Linked DNA regions of Homo sapiens: region 2 is linked to region 1. A link is a loop called in an ENCODE intact Hi-C map of the cell type or tissue named here. Cell type or tissue: gastrocnemius medialis. All regions are shown on one strand. Links, peaks and the distances in the headings refer to the core of each region. The heading gives the core; the rest is flanking DNA.

Region 1 (2,914 bases), core at 224-2,723:
CCCAACCTGTTCCCTTGGTCCCCCCAAGTCTGGCCCGCCTCTATTCCCGTAATGCCCCTTCCGCCACCTGACCCAGCCATGGAGATAGCCTTGTCTCAATGCATTCCTAAACTTATAGAACTGAAGACTCCACTGTTACACCCCCTTTCCAGAGGGCTTGGTGGGGGGTAGGCTTGAGAAGGATGGGTAGGGTCGCAGGAAGGAGGGCGAAGCCAGCAGACCTCTCAGGGAGGGCCGGAGAGAGAAAGGGGTGAAGGTTTTATAGTTGGAGTGCATATACTTCCAGCTCTCCAAAATGAAACATACCATCGCAGCTGGTATTACCGGCTGAATAGGCAGCAAAAGACCTCTCTGTGTACGGGTCCTAGTATGCTTCTTCTTAGCGCCAACGAGTCCTTGTCCCCAAAGTTGCCAAAACTTTAAAGGACCCCGGCCAAGGAGACCCCAGCATGAAAAGCCAGACATCCGAGGCCGGGTAAAGCCTCCTGGACTCCTCGAAAGCAGCTCACACCGGGAGCAGCCGGAAGCGGGCGCGATCTATGCGAAGCTAACGGGTTCCGGTGGAGAACATCAAAGAGAAAGGAGCAGGATCGAACTTTAGAGGGGCAGAAGGGCACGGCCCAAGAGAGCAGAATTGGGGTGTGGGACAGGCGGCGGGAGGACCAGGTTAGAGGGAGCGAAAGGAAGTGGATTAGAGGACAGCGGTTACAGGTTTCAGCCACTGCCATTTCCCCGCAGAGGTAGCTCTTCTGCGCCCTGGAGGGGTACCCGGACTCCCACATCCTGTCTGCCACGACCCGGACTCCCTAGGGGATTCCAAGGGACAGCACCGTCCTCCCCATACATCATCAGGAACCGAAAGCAGAGAATTTGCCCCACCTCGGCACTTCTGGAAGCACCCACTCAACTACAGTATGAGACAAGGGCTTTCCTAAGAGACCTTTCTCCAACTTTCTTTCTCTGCGTGTATGAGCCCGGATCCCTTCGTCCCCGCCTCCTTCTCTCTCTCTCTTTCTCTCTCTCTCCTATTTTGTCCTGGGAGATTCCTACTCGCGGTGCGAAGCCTCGGATCCGCTGGGAACCGCATAGTCTCCGGCACCCTTGGCCGCATGCTTGTCAGAGGTGGGCCCCGGGAAACACACTCGCTGCCCCTCCAACAAGCGTCCCTCGCTCCCCATTGGCCCCCCGGTCCCCGCCCCCCACCGCCCCCTCCCGCTCCGCAGCCCCCGAGTGGCGTCAGCACGCCCGCCGGGCATGGGCTTTAAATGCCCACTAGCGGGAGCTCAGGCGCTTCTGCCCTGGAGCGCGGTCGGGAGTAAAATCGCAGGAGTGGGAGGGTAGCGAGCCAGCTGGATTCCGAGCCGCGGAGCGCGCTGGCTTTGCTCCGCCTGATGACTCCAGAGCGCGGGTCCAAGCGCCGCCCATGCAGCACCCCTGAGCTCCGGGGAAGGAGAGTTAATGAAAAAACACTTAACCGTCTCCGCTGCGGAGAGTCATGAGCTGTCTGGATGTTATGTACCAAGTCTATGGTCCTCCGCAGCCCTACTTCGCAGCCGCCTACACCCCCTACCACCAGGTACGTGTCTCCTCTGGGGACTTTGGGAAGGAGTGCGCGCCCCCCGTTTGCGGCGGCATGGCCTGTACGCCAAGGTCTGCTGTGCCTCCGCGCGTCTCGGGCGTCCGACCACGACCGGCGCAGCCGGGATGCGGGGATTGCCGGAGCCGCCCCCAGTTGGTAGTGCAATTAGCTAACCCCTTTAGCTCGCCTGTTTGCTCTCGGGAAGCAGCTAAGCCCTGCTAATGTGAGCCTAGGTCTTCCCTGGAATAATCAGAGGAAGATGGCACGGGCTGGATTTTCTTCTTAGGGTCTGTCGGACTCCAGATTCTTCCAAGCCAGGTGCAGGTACCAGGAAATGCAGGCAAAGCTGACGCAGGAAAAACCAAACTTTGGTCCCAATGGTGAGAGTAACAACAAAACCAAAAGCGAAGGCCAGCCAGCCTCTTTCTGAGATGCAAGGGCCGGTGTTCTCATCCCTGCAAGTTTATCTCAGGAATAATTTCTTCCGTTTCAATTCTCTGGCGACCAGGGCAATTAATTCCAGATCCAGAGAATTCATTTCAAAGAGCACCGCGCAGTTTTATAATTTTTTCCTTTGCGAAGTTCTGGGAGCATTATCCGGAGTGCGAATGACCCGGCAGAGGCGAGCCTGATAGACAATACTTTGCCTTTCTCCAGCCTGAGTAGGTGAATGGGGAAGCCCTGCTTCCAACAAACACTTTAAGAAGACCACTCAACCCGGGTTCTGCAAACTCTTCAAGTTCCATTTAATTCTGCCAGTTTCTCTTGTCTTCAGGCTGCGTCTGTTTGAACCATTTTCCTTCCATTTCCTCAGCTGAGGTAGCAGAAACTGAGGACAGTAGTGCAGGAAAAGAATGAAATCATACACCTGGGAGGCTGTAGGGGTCCCCTCCAGGTTGGAAAGTGAGAGCTTGGTCACCTGCTTTGGGGAAATTGAAATACACCCCAATGCCCCAGTGGATGCTTTTGCTAATTTTGCCTGCAAATTTAAAATGTCTATTCGAAAATTTCCCGATAAATTAATGATGGACCGGATAGGGTTCACTTTTTGTTTTCTTACCTCCTCTTCTCTTTTAAACTTCACAACTTGCAGTTTGTTTTGCCTCAGTGTTAATTTTAAGAATCACCAGAGTTCCTCTTGTAGGGAAGGTGGCATTTAGGAAGTGGTGATATTGCTAAATCTTACATCGTTTTGTCCCCAATTATTTCAAACCTTTTGGCTCCAGCTTCTGAAATGTACTTCTTCCCAGGGTGGGACTATGGCAAGCAAAGAGGAGAGAGGTGGATTGGTTTTCTGACTGGCCCTTTCTTCTCCCAGACCCCGAACCAATCTAT
Region 2 (2,914 bases), core at 291-2,790, 340 kb after region 1:
TGAGGAGCAAGAAATCACAATTTTATTATTGCAGTCTTTGTACTGCATGGCAGACTGGTTAGCATGAAGCAATAAAGTCCTTTGGCTTGAGCAAACTTAGCTAATCAAAATGGATCATGAGATCCTGACCTTAGACTTAAGTAGGGACCTTCATACAGGTTTTAGTACACAATAAATAATGTAAAACTAAAATTTACATCTTTCCCCATTCCCTTCCAAAATTAGCTTTATTTTCATCTACAATATTTGCAAAAACATTGCTACAGCTATCAAGCTCCCAGCCACTTTATCTACACATAATACAGTTAGCAATGCATTTTCAGGAACGCGAAGTAAATAATTTAAAATTAGCAGGGCAGGGGGAGAATACATCGAACCACAATTATAATAGCTTTCAATTATTGAGTCCTTACTATGTGTTAGGCATTATGCTATTTTCTTTAATTCTTTGATCCTTACAAAATCCTATGAGGTAGGTATGATCACGTCTTTTATTGTTGTTGTTGAGACAGGATCTTGCTCTGTCGCCCATGCTGCAGTGCAGTGGCACGATCACAGCTCACTGCAGCCTCACTTTGTTGACCAGGCTGGTCTGGAACTCCTGGACTCAAACAATCCTCCTGCTTAGGCCTCCAAAAGTGCTGGGATTACAGGTGTGAGCCACCACACCCAGTAATCACTTTTTAACAGCTAAAGTCACAGACAGCTTAAGTGTCTTGGTAAGGTCACAAAACTAGAAAGAGATTGAGGTAGTATATCAATCTAGGTGTCTTTTTCTCCTAAGTTGTTGCTGTTAACCATGTAATACAGAAGAATGAAGGAATCTATTTCTTCTTGTAAAAGTTAGCAGTATAATAAACTAGCAAGTAAGTTCCAAAAGTTCTTTTTAATTTCTTCCTAGTTAGAAACCATATACAAATCTATTAACATATAAGAACCATTACCAAAAATTGTAATAACTCATTTTCTATTACTTGTAACTCTAATTTATATGAACCACACTTGAGTATAAATTTCATTTCTTTAAAAAATCAACTTCCAGCTACATTGTGTGGGTGCAGCTGAGTGACATTTTAAGTGTTTATATGTTTCCAGTGCTCTAATGGTTTGTGGGTACCCCCATTTTCGAGATTGCAGAACCCAGCTTCGTATCTATTACCTTTACAACTTCAACAAGTCATAGACTCATCTGTGTCTCAGACGAGTTTCATGTCATGTTGTCCCTTCTCATTACTGTAGTATGTAGACATAATCTTTTGCCCACCTGGATTGAGGTTATGCAAATCTGCAAGTCACAGCAGAACATGGATGTGAAAAGGAGGGCTTATCATCGGGGCTTGATGTTCAAGTGCTGCCATCTGTTGTCGGTGTACTCTATCTACACTTACTGCCTTATCCTTACCTACTCTGGAATTGGAGATTGCATGTAATGTCAATACTTGAGCGATTTGTTTTTCCACAGATATTAAAGTCTTGATACTTCTATTTGCAGTTGGATTGGCAGAAGCTTCCAATAACTGTTTTATGAATCATGCTTATGTGATTTTTAAAAAATATAACTTAAATGTGACACTCTTGTTTTAGGAACTTATCCCTACAGAGTTTTGTCACAAGGCATTACTAAAAATAAATTGGTTGGAGACTGAGGAAATTGGGGAAAGAGAGATGATGCTAAGGGTTTCTTTGATAGGTACTGGTAATTAACTGCGGGGTCAGTGTATAGTTTAAATATTTATGGAGCATCATTGATTGCAAGGGCACTGTAATAAAAGGGTGTATAAGACCCACCTTGGACTGGAGAGGGAGATTATCACTTATTGAACTCTACTGTGTTCCAGGCCCTGTACCTAACTTCACGTGTTTCATTTAGTTTCCAGTAACCCTACCAAGAGAAGGGGTTAAGTATATGCTGTTAGTGGCTATAACAAGTTGTATGTATGGTGAATGAAGAAAGTAAAAATCCACTAGCATTTTATTTAATCAATGTAGGAAAGGTTTGGAGTGTTGTATTCATACATATTATTTATATTTATTGAATTTATTATTCATATTACCAACAGTTTTGAAAATTTCAGATACATATGCTAAAGAAGTAAGTTTAGGAATCCAAAGGGATTTATTAGCCTTATTCTCCTGATTATTTCCCTTATATAAACAAAGGGATCTGGGTGTGGCGGTGTGCACCTGTAGTCACAACTACTTGAGAGGCTGAGGTGGGAGGATTTCTTGAATCTAGGAGTTTGAGACCCTCCTGGGCAACATAATGAGATCATGTCTCAAAAACAAACAAAAAACAGGACAACTGTTTGCTCTCTTGTTTTTAAAACTTGAGAATTTTGGTACAGTGATTTAGAATTAGCTCAGACACCTCCTCTTCCAGGAAGCCTTCCTTCTTTCTCCTCATATGATGCTATGGGCTCCATCCCCAATTAGTTTCCTGTAAATATCTTTTACCGCATTTATCATATTATTTTGGAGCTTGTTAGACTGTGAGTTCCTTGGCAACAATAACTGTATCTTACTTATCTTTGTATCCCAGGTCCTAACACAGGACCTAGAATGTGGTAGGAATGCTATAACTATTTGTGTGATAACTTCAATAATTAAGGTATTCGATCATTCTACCTAGGAAACTAACAGTCACTTCACTTTTCAAGACATACTTGTGATACATGCTAGAGAGCATAGCTAAATATTAATATATTTTTATATTGCCTCAGAGATTAGGATATCTATAAATTACATATTAGTCTTTCTTTTCCAAACCTAAAGTTTTATTTTACAATGATCTGGCTTATTTGACTAATAAATCCATTATAATTTAGGCTTCAAGGATTCTTTTGCTTATTCCATTGTTAAAATTTACTAGATACTATGTTTTGTATAGTATATTCAACCTAAAACCAAAACATAA

What was found. Hi-C counts contacts between places; a loop is a spot of excess contacts. Peaks named below come from ENCODE experiments on the same cell type or tissue, not always from the same donor. Only the 100,000 strongest peaks of a DNase experiment are listed, where the experiment ranks them.
Region 2: a loop joins it to region 1, with 3 times the contacts of the local background. A loop is called at or near these places in 2 of 110 quality-filtered maps.

The regions. Positions count from the first base shown.
Region 1 is chr6:117,264,269-117,267,182 of GRCh38, forward strand. It overlaps VGLL2 (vestigial like family member 2), which reads left to right and starts at 1,290. Exons shown (of 4, transcript NM_182645.3): 1 at 1,290-1,576. The coding sequence starts at 1,496. It overlaps LOC105377964 (a long non-coding RNA gene), which reads right to left and starts at 806. Exons shown (of 2, transcript XR_942911.3): 1 at 307-806. In gastrocnemius medialis, for the core only: a CTCF peak has its summit at 1,286; DNase peaks (open chromatin) are centred at 545 and 1,313; H3K4me3 peaks cover 2,500 bases; H3K27ac peaks cover 2,377 bases.
Region 2 is chr6:117,604,050-117,606,963 of GRCh38, forward strand. It overlaps the pseudogene NEPNP. Among named protein-coding and RNA genes, the nearest start is that of GOPC, 3.0 kb to the left of the region's middle. In gastrocnemius medialis, for the core only: a CTCF peak has its summit at 1,357 (motif pointing left); no DNase peak of the experiment used is centred there.